Regions from separate parts of the Homo sapiens genome. Here all the other regions are linked to region 1. A link is a contact called in ENCODE Hi-C or POLR2A ChIA-PET data. All regions are on one chromosome and are shown on one strand. Each heading gives the region's core, a stretch centred on a gene start or an enhancer-like site at or near the end of the contact. The rest is flanking DNA. Distances are from core to core; before and after follow the strand shown.

Region 1 (3,197 bases), core at 394-2,893:
CTCACATGGGGTAAGACATATGAAATCAAACAGCAAAGCACTCTACAAATATTGGTTACTACCTCAGGTGGGGAAATATTATCAGCAGGAAAAAAAAATGGGTACAAAATAGGGTGAAAGAGTTTCTTCTACCTGAAATAGAAGGGTTGCAAACATAGTGAGAAGTAACTTTTTAAGCTATTGGCTAAATATATTTAGGGAAGTGGTCTGATATAAAGTTGAGTTATTATTTAGAAGTAGATTCTCATGCCAATACATTCACTTTGCACAGACGGCAGAAGAAGAAAAATACAAAAGATTAAGAGTGGGTGTCCGGCTCTCAGCTCACCAAAATAACTGATGAAGTTCCATTTGAGGAGAGAGGGGTAGTTAGTCATGGCAGTCAGTAGACAGAGAATATTGCTGCATTAGGTGACAGAAGTAAAGGTGTCGTTACCAAGCACAGATTATCCACAATCCATATAGTATAGCTATACATGGGGCATGGGATTTCTATAGAGCACTTTAGAAAAAAAAATAGAAAAATAGAAAAGCTATTCCATAAGTATCAAACAGAGGTAATTCAGTAACTTAGTTCTCCATAGGAAGCTCTCAGGGAGGTAGCACTGCTGAGAAGGAAGTTAAGATACCTAAAACAACGAGGTCCAGCGTGTTCTAGGAGCTGTAGCCTAGAGGCAACACAAACTGTTTTGAAGTACTACAAATCAACAAAACAAGAGGTGTGGTTTCAGACCTGCTTGTCTTTACCCAGTAAAGGGCTTTACTCTTTAAGTGATATAAGATATTCTATAACGGGGACACACAACAACTGAATTTTCTGAAAGGGCATCAAACAAATGACACTGTGCCTATGAGTGACGCGGTGTGCAGGCACGCCAACCAGACATAAGTGAAGATAACTAATCTACAGGGATAAGACCAGGGACAAAAATCACCAGTAACCATGACAACACAAGTAGGTGGAGGGAAATACAAACACTGACCAAGCAGCGGGGTGACGCTATTCCTAAGACCCTGGGGTCAGAAAAAGACTTGATTAGTGGAGGAAGCTGGCCAAGAATGAAACCGATTAGCCCAAAAGGGCAGTGTCCATGCAGAAGGAGTCGGCGGCAACACTGATACTCCCCATGGGGTGGCTCGCAGGGTCAAAGGCTCATCTGTAGGAGACTGGACGCCTCTAAGACCAAGAAAGGAGTTACCTGGTGCAGGGCTGTCAAGCCGTCCACGTTGACCGTGTTGATATCAGCACCTCTTGCCAGAAGCTTTCTCACCTCGTCGGTGTCCCCGCTAGAGCAGGCGGCCAGAAAGACAGCACCGTCCTCGAAGCGGACCCTGGGGCTCCCGCGCCTGGTCAGCGGCTGCCGCCCCGCGCCTCGTCGCTCCGCAGGCTCCTGCTCTGTCAGCGAGCCCCGCCAGCGCCGAAGCTGCTCTGCCCGCCGCATTCGCGCCGACTCTGCCCGCTTCCCTCCTAGGTGCTCCAGTTCCGCCATTGCTCCGGCCTCGGCAGCTGCTGCCAAAACTACCAACACTAAATTACTGTTGGGGCTCGAGTTGCCGCTGCCGCCTCTCTCAGAGCGCTTCAGCCCGGAGCAGAGGGCGGAGACCCTCGCGCCGCCATCTTTACTCCTCCCGCCAGTAGTACCGCCCGCACGCTCCCTCGGCTTCAATACGCAGGCGCTGCCCGGCCTCGGGTCATCACGGGACTCGTAGTAAGAGGCCTGCCCTAAGTGCACTTGGTGGCCGTAAGGGAACTACAAATCCCTGGATGCATCAGAAAAAAGGCGAGGACCGGCGGCTCTCTCTTTCGCCACGGGACCCAGTGGGGTCACCTTTGCCCTAAAGCTGGAACTGTCTCCTGGACTGGCGTCAGCCTCTTCCTCTGGGCATTTTGGGAGTTGTAGTTTATTCTTGTTATGACTAGTAACTAATCTTATCTCCCTAATTATCACATCAATTCTTTGGAGTGGAAAAAAGGCGGTAATTATTCCTGTTTTCTGGAGGAGAGAACTAAACATTAAGTACCTAAACGACTGGATTCTATATCCTAGTTCTAAGTCTAGGGTTTTATTAACATGTGTATTAATCACGGTAAATGTGAATGAGCGTGGGGAAGAGGAGCATACATACAGATACAGTATTACATGTTTTACATAAATACTGTCAACTTACTCCAGGCCCAGAAAAGATCTTGAAAATGATGCATTCAGATGTAGTGAAAAGAGTTTAAGCTGTGAATTTAAATTGAATTCACAGCCGCAGACAAATTACTTGACTTCTCTTAGCCAGTTTTCTTATGTGTAAAATGGGAATAACATCTCACAGGGTAGTCATGTGGATCAAATGAAATAATACATGCAAGGATGCCTAATACTATCTTTGGCACATATTGGATCCCAATAAATAATTTCTCTTCCTTCTCCCTCCTCCTCCTCCTCTACTCTTTTCATATACCTTAAATTTTTACAAGACAGAATAGATGTCTTCCATGATTTTTATTTCTTTTCTTTTGAGACAGAGTCTCACTCTGTCACCCAGGCTGAGTGCAATGGCGCAATCACGGCTCACTGCAGACTCAACCTCCTGGGCTCAAGCGATCCTCCCACCTCAGTCTCCCCAGTAGCTAGGACTACAGGTGCCCACCACCACACCCACTATTTTTTTATTTTTTTGTAGAGACAAGGTCTCACCATGTTGCCCAGGCTGGTCTGGAACTCTTAGACACAAGCGATCCTCCTGCCTCAGCCTCCCAAAGTGTTGGTATTACAGCCCTGAGCCACTGTACCTGTCCCATGATTTTTTTTTTCAAAGCTAGAGAAAGATACTATCAAGCATACTAAATCATACTAAATTCCTAAGGTAGCAAATAGAACATTTTTATATTCACCAAGACTGGGTTATAAAACATGTATCTGTCCGATTGTTTTGTTTTGTTTTGTTTTGTTTGAGACAGGGTCTCGCTCTGTCACCCAGGCTGGAGGGCAGTGGCATGGTCGTGGATCACTGTAGCCTCAACCTCCCAGGCTGAAGCGATCCTCCCACCTCAGCCCCCCAAGTAGCTGGGACTACAGGCCTGTGTCACTATGCCTGGCTAACTTTTGTATTTTTTGTAGAGACAGGGTTTTGCCATGTTGCTCAGGCTAGTCTTGAGCTCCTGGGCTCAAGTGTTCCACCCACCTCAGTCTCCCAAAGTGTTGGTA
Region 2 (3,197 bases), core at 492-2,991, 240 kb before region 1:
TCTGGGGCCCTCCCACTCTCCACACCCACAGCAGAGACAAATTGAGGCAAGAGTTGAGAGAGCATCTGTCTGGTGAGGTGATGGGAGCAGTGTGCATGGGGCACCAGGAGTTCCTCCATCCCACCTGCCTTAGCGATCAGGACTTTAGGGGGGCCTCTTCAAAGATAGTGACCCTTCTGCCCTGACTCCTGCCCATCTAAGGACTTGATTTGCTGCTTTCTGAAAACCCTGGGGCTGAAAACTTCAAAATCAGGGCCTGGCAGAGCCTAGCTTCGCCAAGGTCAGCCCACCAGGAGCCCTGCCTTCGTCTCCATAGGAAGGACACATGTACAGCCCTTGCCCCCGGCCCTCTCATTCCCACTTCTGCTTGGCAATGCTCTCCATCTCCCTTATGTGGACTCTTGTTCTTGTCTGATCTCTTGTCAAATTGTTATTTTGTAATGAACTGCGTCTCCTTATTAAAGAAATGAGCTGAAAGAAACCTGGGGGTGGGGGGTGTCTCTGGTTGTTTTTGCTGCGCTGAGGTGGGGGTGAGGGAGTGGGAGCTGCCTGTGAGGGTCAGTATGGTGGGTGAGGGTGGTGAGATGGTCCTGAGGCTCTGGCTTCTAACCCAGAATCTCCCTTCAGGGAAGCACCAAAAGGGGCTGAGGTCCCCTCTCTCCTGGGGTTGGGGGAAGACCAGATTGGCACTCTGGTGGGTGCTGGGGCCCACACATCTCCTGAGAACACATGCCAGGCTGTGGAACTGTGGGGAGTGTGGTGGTGCCGGGGAACATTGTCTGGGAGGCTGGGCGGGGCGGGGTGGTGGTGGGGACTATATTCTTGAATTCCCTTCCAGTAGAGCTGGGCTTAGGGAACAGCCACAGTCTGAGCCCAATGACGAGAGGGAGGCTGGCCCTGGGAAGTGGGAATTTGAAAAGTAACAATTTCTACAAAGTCCTCAGTTGACTCTTTGCAAATAACTTGAAATGTCTTTAACTTCTGAAGCAAAGATGTTAGGGACCAGGGATAGGGCGTCAGAATTTTTAGGGAAAGGGAGAGTGGGACAGCATTGCCCCCAAAGACCAGGGAAGAGTAAAACTCCTTCTTCGGTTCCCACTTCCACCTGTCTCCTCTCCTTGAGGATAGACCAGCAGCTACCATTTTTGTCAGTTTACACCAGCACCTGTCCTCCAGGAACACCGTTGGCTAGATGTGTGCTTGTCCATCAGGTCCAAAGGCATGGGGGCAGTGAATGCAAGCAGGGATGGGAGCTGCCCACCTGAGGGAGCATGAGCCCAGATCCTTTAACATCTATCCTGTCTTGCTGCTTCAGTCCCTAAGGCTGGGTAGGGTGAGGGGCATGAGCCTTTCAGCAGACGGACTGGGATTTATCACCTGAGGGTCTCCTGGCTAAGAATATGAGCTTTTTACTCTGCCAATAGGTTGTGGCCTTCTCCTTTCCCCCCAAGAGGGCTGGACCACGTGACGGCTAGGTGATACTGTATCTGCAGACCTTACTACAACCAGTGGGGGTCAGAAAGAGAAATGACATTTGCAGTCTAGGAACCCTTTGCATCGGTCATGCTTCTTTGCCTCTGTTTTGTGCCCCAGGACAGGACTGAATTCTTCAACCATGACATCAAGTGTGCTTGTTCTGCTGCTGCTTGGGTTACAAACAGCTGGGTGACATCAGGGGAGAAGAATCTTCCCTCCCTGACCTCTCCCCAAGTCAGTGACCAGGGATTTCCGCTTGGCAGGAAACACAGGGCTGAGCAAAGCCAGAGGCAGGGCTTGCTGGATGGAGAAACCAGACCCAGATCCTGGCTGCCTGGGGTCAGACCTGGCCACCCACGTACAAACCCTGCCAGCGGGCCTGAACAGCTCTTCTCTGGGCATGGCTCCTTCATTTTGAGTTTAGATTTAACCTTCAATAGCCCCCAAGTTAACTACATTTGTAGTTTGGAACTACAGGATAGTTTTGGATCTCCTGAATTAAACAATGACCTCATGAAGACTTATGGATATAGCAGATGACTAAGGGTGATGGCAGGAGACTTCCATGAGCCCAAGGAAATCACCACCTCCCTAGACCTCAACTTTCCCATGTACTAGAGTGTGCTAGTGTTCACCTGGATGGCCTCAACACCTTTGTCACTTAAACCTGGTGTCTTCCAAGAAATAACCGTATATACTCTTGGTTACTTGAAGCTTGGAACCTTGATATCTATCTATCTATCTATCTATCTATCTATCTATCTATCTATCTATCTTACGGTTCTTTTGAACGCCAATCTAGGCTTCTCCTTGGCCTGACTCCATTTAGGAAATTCCTTGATACTACCAGAGACCCTTCTCAGTGGCCATGACTCACTGTGGCTGTCCCTGGGGAAGGGGCCTCTATGTGGACAGGAGTTGTAGGAGGCTGGTGGGCGAGGCCCCCACCAATGATAAGATGTAAAATCAGAAGAGGCTGCCCCAGATGTGAGATTCTAGAAATCCCATGCTCTGAACTGTGGAGACAGTCACAAAGTTAAAACACAGTTTTATTTACTCATTTATAAATACTGTTGTGTTTACAGGCATCATATAGAAGTGAATATTATTATTCCCAAACTTTCAAACACAGAATACTCAAAACTATATAACAACAACCAGTAAAACAAAACCATTCATCTTAGGGTTGAAAGGCCACTCAAAATTGCATAAAAATACATTCAGTTCACAAAGCAAGTCTGGCTGCTTCTCCCTAAACAACCCCAACCCCACCCCATCCCAGGTGTATTTACAGTGGACTGAAGTTAATCCATACAACTCAGCTGAAAAACAGTTACATCTGGTGTGTGAACCTTGGTGGAACTAGGGTGAAGGGTGGAGTAAAGACACAAAATGCTACCACTAAAATGGGAGAGGCATGGAAACCTCAGGGTGGTTCTTTTCACCCCTGTTGATCAAGGTCAGGGCAAAGACAAGGAGGAAGGAAAACCATAAAGCCAAAGTCTGAGTGTGAACCACTCAACTGAGCACAGGCTGTAGCTTCTCCAAGAAGGATGCAAGGGTGAAACATTCTTTCCTTCCTTCTGCAGGGAAATCATTGCCCTGGTGTGCCAGCCAGTGGTAGGCACAACCTTTCAAAAGTTCAAGGGATGCTGGCTAGAAAAGGAGGTATTCTGGATTGCTGCCTCCTCTCAGAACCCTCTCCTACCCCGCAGCCTGCC
Region 3 (3,197 bases), core at 514-3,013, 180 kb before region 1:
TTTACACAATCTCAAAGTACCACATCAGACAACATTTATTAATCACAAAAGAGGAAAAACTAACTTTACCATGGAGAAACCTGGCAGACGTCATCTCAATCCAGTCCTCAAAGACAAGACCACTAGTAACATGACAAACTGACAGCATGAAATGAGAAGAGTACAGTATCGCTTCTATGACACTGTGGCCAAAAATGCATAAGCTGGGTCTAATCATGAGAAAACACTGAATAAACCTAAACTGAGGGACATATATGACTGGCCTGCTATCTTCAAAAATATCAAGGTCAGCCAGGCGTGATGGCTCATGCCCGTAATCTCAGCACTTTGGGAGGCTAAGGAGAGCAAATCTCTTGAGCCCAGGGGTTCAAGATTAGCCTGGGCAATGTCATAAAACCCCGTCTCTACCAAAAAAACAAAACAAAACAAAACAAAACAAAAAAACCCAAAATTAGCAAGGCATGGTGGTGCCCACCGTAGTCCCAGCTACTCAAGATGCTGAGGTGGGAGGATCCTCTGAGCACAAGAGGCAGAGGATACAGTGAGCTAAGATCATACTACTGCACTTCAGCCTGGGCAACAACAAAACAAAACAAAACAAAACAAAACAAAACAAAATACCCCCAAAAAACCAAGGTCATATAAGTCAAGGAAAGTCTAACTAGAGATACACAAAAATTGGGTATAGTGATCCTGGATTGGATCTTTCTGCTCCCATGGACTTCATTAGGACAACTGGTAAAAATGTGAATGTGTCACGCCTGTAATCCCAGCACTTTGGGAGGCTGAGGCGGGCAGATCACCTGAGGTCGGGAGTTCAAGACCAGCCTGACCAACATGGAGAAACCCCATGTCTACTGAAAATACAAAATTAGCCGGGTGTGGTGGCACATGCCTGTAATCCCAGCTACTCGGGAGGCTGAGGCAGGAGAATCATTTGAACCTGGGAAGCAGAGGTTGGGGTGAGCCGAGATCGCAACATTGCACTCCAGCCTGGGCAACATGAGTGAAACTCCAGCTCAAAAAAAAAAAAAAAAAAAAAAAAAAGTGAATGTGATCTCTAGGTAAAGGGTATACAGCAATTCTTTATTCTTGAAATATTTCTGTAAGTTTAACAGTGTTTAAAAAAAAAACAGAGTTTTTTCATCTCACTACAGTGAGAAAGGGGCACAAGGAAGTGACTTTCTTTTTTAATTCCTGACAACTTTGAAAGATAGTCTCTCTTTACAGAGGACTCTAAGATTATATGTTCACCAAAGAATTGGGTTTGCTAACGGAAACAGGCAGTCACTTGGGCTGAAGGTACAATGAGGCTCATTATTAGGTTATGAATCAATTTAGTGGCCACAACCAGATCAATAAAAAGTGAATAAACAGAATAGCAAATGTTGGAATGCATTACACATAGTAGACTAAGGTATTGGTATGTTTTTGTCAAAGGTGTTTGAACCAGAGGCACTCTATCTTGAATACGGGCTGGGTAAATAAGGCTGAGACCTACTGGGCTGCATTCCCAAGAGGTTAAGGCATTCTCAGTCACAGGATGAGACAGGAGGTCAGCACAAGATACAGGTCACAAAGACCTTGCTGATAAAACAGGCTGCGATAAAGAAGCCAGCCAAAACCCACCAAAACCAAGATGGCAATGAGAGTGACCTCTGTTCGTCCTCATGACTCATTATACACTAATTATAAAATATCAGCATGCTAAGAGACACTCCCACCAGTGACACGACAGTTTACAAATGTCATGGCAACATCAGGAAGTTGCCCTATATGGTCTAAAATGGGGAGGAACCCTCAGTTCTGGAAATTGCCCACCTCTTTCCTGGAAAACTCATGAATAATCCACCCCTTGTTTAGCATATAATCAAGAAGTAACCATAAAACCAGCAGCCCTTGGGGCTGCTCTGTCTATGGAGTCATTCTTTTATTCCTTCACTTTCTAAATAAACTTGCTTTCACTTTACTGTATGGACTTGCCCTGAATTCTTTCTTGCGTGAGATCTAAGAACCCTTTCTTGGGGTCCAGATCGGACTGCTTTTCTAGTAACAAAACCACAAGGTCCTTTAAGGCCCAAAGGAGATCAACAGTTAGGTGGAAATTACCTAGTCTTTCAAAAATGTCTCTGCCTCGTCCTCAAATCAATTTTTTGGTAGGTTAGTTTATAAACTTCTGAGTAGATACAATATACAGTATTTTAGTTCAGATTTAGGCAAGAAGGTGATGAGTCAAGTATTACCAGTTAAGAAGTATAGTTTAAGATCTCTGTTCCTCCTTTTGGAACAGGGCAGTCATTTTCAGTCCATTTATGAATATAAGATCCAAAGAAAATATTTTTATTTTTATTTTCAACTGATACTTTTCTTCCATCAACTAACAACTATTAAGTTCTTATTCTATGCAAGGTACTATTAGGGATAGGGATATACAAAGTACTGTAAGACATGATTCGTGTCTTCAAAGAGATTATAGGAAATCTCAAAATTTGTATCACTAAAAAGATCTCCATACTGTTAAAAAATATCAAGCCCTACTCTTCCATATATTTTTATATAAATAATTTTTGATCTCATACTAAACAAACAATTTATTTTTAAAGGAGACCATCAACAGCACACAGCCAAGTTGGAAGATAGTCTAGAATTCATAACAGCTTCATTTACTATTCTATGCTTTTATAGCGACGTTTTATTACTGGGTACTTAGAAGGGCCAAAAATATTACTTGGGGGCAGGAAATAAGTTCTAAAGGAAACAGGAGGTTCTTTGTCACTTCTTCTTCTTCTGATTTTTCCATCTCAATCCTGTTTAATTTATGCGATGTGAAAATCCTCCCCTTTTGGGGGTGATGGAGAAGATCAATAATGATAACTCACATTTAATGTTGACTCCTGCACAGATGCTCCTGAGTGAGGGAGACATATTAGGGACTTTACCACAAAATGAATCATTTTAGAGTAAAGAGTCAGCCTTAATTCCACATGTAAGAAAATGCAGAACAGAGAAAAGTCACGCAATTCTTTCAGTGTAATAAAGGGCCTTTGACACATGTTCTTTGTGAACAAGCAAAAAAGCTAAAAATCAGACCAACAAAATATATCCACTAATGGCTTCTGCATAGTCTAGTGGGTTGCTGGGAGTAGGGAGAAGAGATGGTGCTATTTTGGAGTACAAGGCAGCAACAGAGAGGCAAA
Region 4 (3,197 bases), core at 323-2,822, 130 kb before region 1:
CATACCTGCACTGCACAGCTAGCTGGCCAGCTGAACCTATGCACACCCACATCCAGCCCAACAACCAGTTCTACCGTGGTTCCATCCCTCAGACCGCTGCAGAACCACCCAGCCCTGCTGTGGCCACACACCACTGTGCCTGACAGCCAGTCTAGCAGCAGCCCTGCCCCAAAGACAGACCACTGCAGGGTTGTGTGGCCCTGCTGTACCCATGCTTGGCCTGATAGTTGGTCAAGCAGCAGCCCTGTACCCCTGGATTTCTCAGGAGAAATCCTGTAGGCCAGGAGAGAATGAGATGATATATTCAGAGTGTTTGGGGGAAAAAAATGAACCTGTCAGCCAAGAATACTATATCCAGCAGAGCTATCAACCACCAATGAAGGAAAAATAAAGACCTTCCCAGACAAGCAAAAGCTGAGAAAAACCCATCACCACTAGACTAGCCTTACAAGAAATACTTAAGAGAATGGTATAACTGGAAATAAAAGATTATAATTATTTTCATGAAAAGATGTAAAAGTATAAAACTCACCAATAGAGGTAAATTCATAAATCAAATTCAGACTAGCCCAGTGATTTAATGGTGCTATGTAAGTCTCTCAGTCCTCTAGTACGAAGGTTTAAAGTCAAAATGGTCAAAACCCGTGACACTTACAATTAGTAGCTAAGGAATACAATCACAGGTAAAAAAGTAAATTACAGAAACAAAAGAGAGAAGTCTAGAGTATTTTAATGCAACCAAAGTTAAGTTGCTATCAGCTTAAAACATTCTATTATAAGACTTTTAATGTTAGCCCCATGGTAGCCACAAAGAAAGAAAGAAATTACTGCAGAGGCACAAACAAGAAAGAGGAAGGAAACAAAGCTCAGCACTACAGAAAACCACCAAACCACAGAAGTAAATAAAAGAGGAAGAAAGGAACGAAGGATCTATAAAACCACCAGAAAAAAAAATTTACAAAATAGCAGGAGTAAGACCTTCTTTATCAATAATAGCCTTAAATATAAATGGATTAAATTATCCAATTAAAAGATATAGAGTGGCTGAACGGATTAAAAACAAGACCCAACTATATACTGCCTAAAACAGACTCACCTAACCATTAAAGACAAACATAGAATAAAAGTAAAGGGAGGGAAAAAGATATTCCATGCAAATGGAAACCAAGTGAGCAGGAGTAACCATGTCAGATAAAACAGACTTTAAGTCAAAAACTGTAAAAGAAGACAAAGAAGGTCATCAGACATTGATAAAGGGTACAATTAAGCAAGAGGATATAAAAACTATAAATACATCCATCCATCCAAGACCAGAGCGCCCAGATATATAAAGCAAATATTATTAGAGGTAAAGGGAGAGATAGACTGCAATACTATAACAGTAGGTGTTAAATGTAGTGAACTCCAAGTTTCTCTTCAAAGAATCAGTATGCCAGTATATTCAGCTCTCTTATTCTCTATTCTCCATTTTAAAGCTTAACTTCCTGGTTCTCTTCACCCTCTTGCCTCTAGCTTCAGTAAACAACCCCCTCCTAGCCTCTATCACCTGCTCTGACCTGAGTCATCCTGAGTCACCTGTTCTGTAACCGTCGTTCCCACCAAACTACTCACTGGGATTTTGGGCACAGACTTCCTCTGTTCCCTCTGTCAGTCTTTCTCTCTTTTTACATATACTTTTTGGGCTTCTCTTAGAAGCTCTTCCATAGGTTTATCTTTCCAGTTCTCTATCTTTTGTAATTTCTTGTTAATATCTTAGCCAAGATTGCGCCTACTGCATTCTGGCCTGGGCGACAGAGCAAGACTCCATGTCAAAAAAAAAAAAAAAAAAAGGTGTTCTTCATAGAAATAAAACAAAATCCTAAAATTCATAGGAAACCAGAAAAAAAAAATGAATAGCCAAAGCAATTCTGAGTGGAAAGCTGGAAGCATCACACTACATAACTTAAAAATATACTACAAATGTATAATAACAAAAACAGAATGGTACTGGCATAAAAACAGACACGTAGACCAATGGAACAGAATAGAAAGCCCAGAAATAAATTGACACACCTAAAGCCAACTGATTTTTGACAAAGGTGCCAAGAACACACATTAGGGGAGAAACTGTTTCTTCAATAAATGCTGCTGGGAAAGTGGGACATCCACATGCAGAAGAATGAGAGTAAATCCCTACCTCTCACCACATACAAGAATCAATTCAAAGTAGATTAGAGACTTAACATGGAAACCCAAAACTATGGAACTACCTAGAAGATAACATAGGAGAAATGCTTCATGACATGGGGCTAAGCTAGGATATTTTAAATAAGACTTCAAAAGCATAGGAAACAAAAGCAAAAATGGACAAATGAGATTGCAACAAACTAAAAAGCTTTTGCATAGCAAAGGAAACTATTAAACAGAGTAAACAGACAACCTAAAGGATGGGAAAGAAAATTTGCAAACTATACATCTGACAAGGAGTTAATATCCAGAATATATAAGGAACTTAGCAGCAAACAAAACAAAAAAACAAAAACCTGATTTTAAAAATGGGCAAAAGACCTTAACAGACATTTACTTCTCAAAAGAAGTCATACAAATGGCTAATGAGTATATGAAAAAATGGTCAACATCACAAACCATCAGGGAAATGAAAATCAAAACCACAATAGGTACCATTTCACACCACTTAGAATGACCATTATCAAAAAGACAAAAGAAAACCAGTTTTGGCAGGGATGTGAAGAAAAGGGGAACACTTACACAAGTTGGTGGGACTGTAAGCTAGTACAGCCATTGTGGAAAACAGTATGGAGGTTCCTTTAAAACGTAAAAATAGAACTACCATATGATTCAGCAATCCCACTACTGTGTACACATCCAAAGGAAAGGAAATTAGTATATTGAAGAGTTATCTGCCTTACCGTGTTTATGGCAGCACTATTTACGTTAACAAAAATATGAAACTGAGTCCTCAAAAATGGAAGAATGGGTAAAGAAAATGTGTATATCCAGAATGGAACAGTATCCATCCATTAAAAAAAAAGAATAAAATCTTGTCATTTGCAACAACACAGATGAACCTGGAGGATATCAGGTTAAGTGAAATAAGCCAGACACAGAAAAAAAAAATACTGCATGATCTCACTAATATGTGCAATCTAAAAAAAGGTGGGGGGAGTTGATATCATAAAATCAGAGAGTAGAACAGT

What was found. A loop is a pair of places that touch in the nucleus more often than their neighbours do. ChIA-PET counts read pairs that join two places held with the same protein, here RNA polymerase II (POLR2A). Pooled maps may share reads with other maps.
Region 2: a loop to region 1 is called in a map of mammary epithelial cell, with 3 times the contacts of the local background. The contact joins the enhancer-like site here to the promoter of PPP1R12B in region 1. A Hi-C loop is called at or near these places in 26 of 168 maps with a recorded cell type or tissue (A673, B cell, CD4-positive, alpha-beta memory T cell and 20 more), 19 of 37 single-sample maps with no recorded cell type and 30 of 50 pooled maps. POLR2A ChIA-PET finds 5 or more read pairs at or near these places in 4 of 52 experiments (A673, BJ, GM12878 and 1 more).
Region 3: a loop to region 1 is called in a pooled map, with 2.4 times the contacts of the local background. The contact joins the enhancer-like site here to the promoter of PPP1R12B in region 1. A Hi-C loop is called at or near these places in 4 of 50 pooled maps. POLR2A ChIA-PET finds 5 or more read pairs at or near these places in 2 of 52 experiments (HEK293T and PC-9).
Region 4: a pooled map shows a loop between it and region 1 (3-fold over the local background). The contact joins the enhancer-like site here to the promoter of PPP1R12B in region 1. A Hi-C loop is called at or near these places in 5 of 37 single-sample maps with no recorded cell type and 8 of 50 pooled maps. POLR2A ChIA-PET finds 5 or more read pairs at or near these places in 3 of 52 experiments (AG04449, MCF 10A and Panc1).

What each region holds. Positions count from the first base shown.
Region 1 is chr1:202,347,145-202,350,341 of GRCh38, reverse strand. It overlaps PPP1R12B (protein phosphatase 1 regulatory subunit 12B), which reads right to left and starts at 1,643. Exons shown (of 24, transcript NM_002481.4): 1 at 1,200-1,643. The coding sequence starts at 1,490. RefSeq lists enhancers at 1,375-1,684, 1,356-1,896.
Region 2 is chr1:202,587,880-202,591,076 of GRCh38, reverse strand. It overlaps PPP1R12B (protein phosphatase 1 regulatory subunit 12B), which reads right to left. Exons shown (of 24, transcript NM_002481.4): 24 at 1-3,197. It overlaps SYT2 (synaptotagmin 2), which reads left to right. Exons shown (of 9, transcript NM_177402.5): 9 at 1-481. Among named protein-coding and RNA genes, the nearest start is that of SYT2, 120 kb to the left of the region's middle. RefSeq lists enhancers at 1,634-1,683, 1,089-2,288. Within about 2 kb of position 1,741, at least 27 of the 41 ENCODE cell types and tissues checked have a DNase peak (open chromatin) inside an H3K27ac peak, as active enhancers do; they include HCT116, IMR-90, ascending aorta and 6 more, where a contact is called at or near this core.
Region 3 is chr1:202,530,711-202,533,907 of GRCh38, reverse strand. All of the region lies in intron 18 of PPP1R12B (protein phosphatase 1 regulatory subunit 12B), which reads right to left. Among named protein-coding and RNA genes, the nearest start is that of SYT2, 180 kb to the left of the region's middle. Within about 2 kb of position 1,763, at least 3 of the 41 ENCODE cell types and tissues checked have a DNase peak (open chromatin) inside an H3K27ac peak, as active enhancers do; they include PC-9, where a contact is called at or near this core.
Region 4 is chr1:202,481,911-202,485,107 of GRCh38, reverse strand. All of the region lies in intron 13 of PPP1R12B (protein phosphatase 1 regulatory subunit 12B), which reads right to left. Among named protein-coding and RNA genes, the nearest start is that of PPP1R12B, 130 kb to the right of the region's middle. Within about 2 kb of position 1,572, at least 7 of the 41 ENCODE cell types and tissues checked have a DNase peak (open chromatin) inside an H3K27ac peak, as active enhancers do.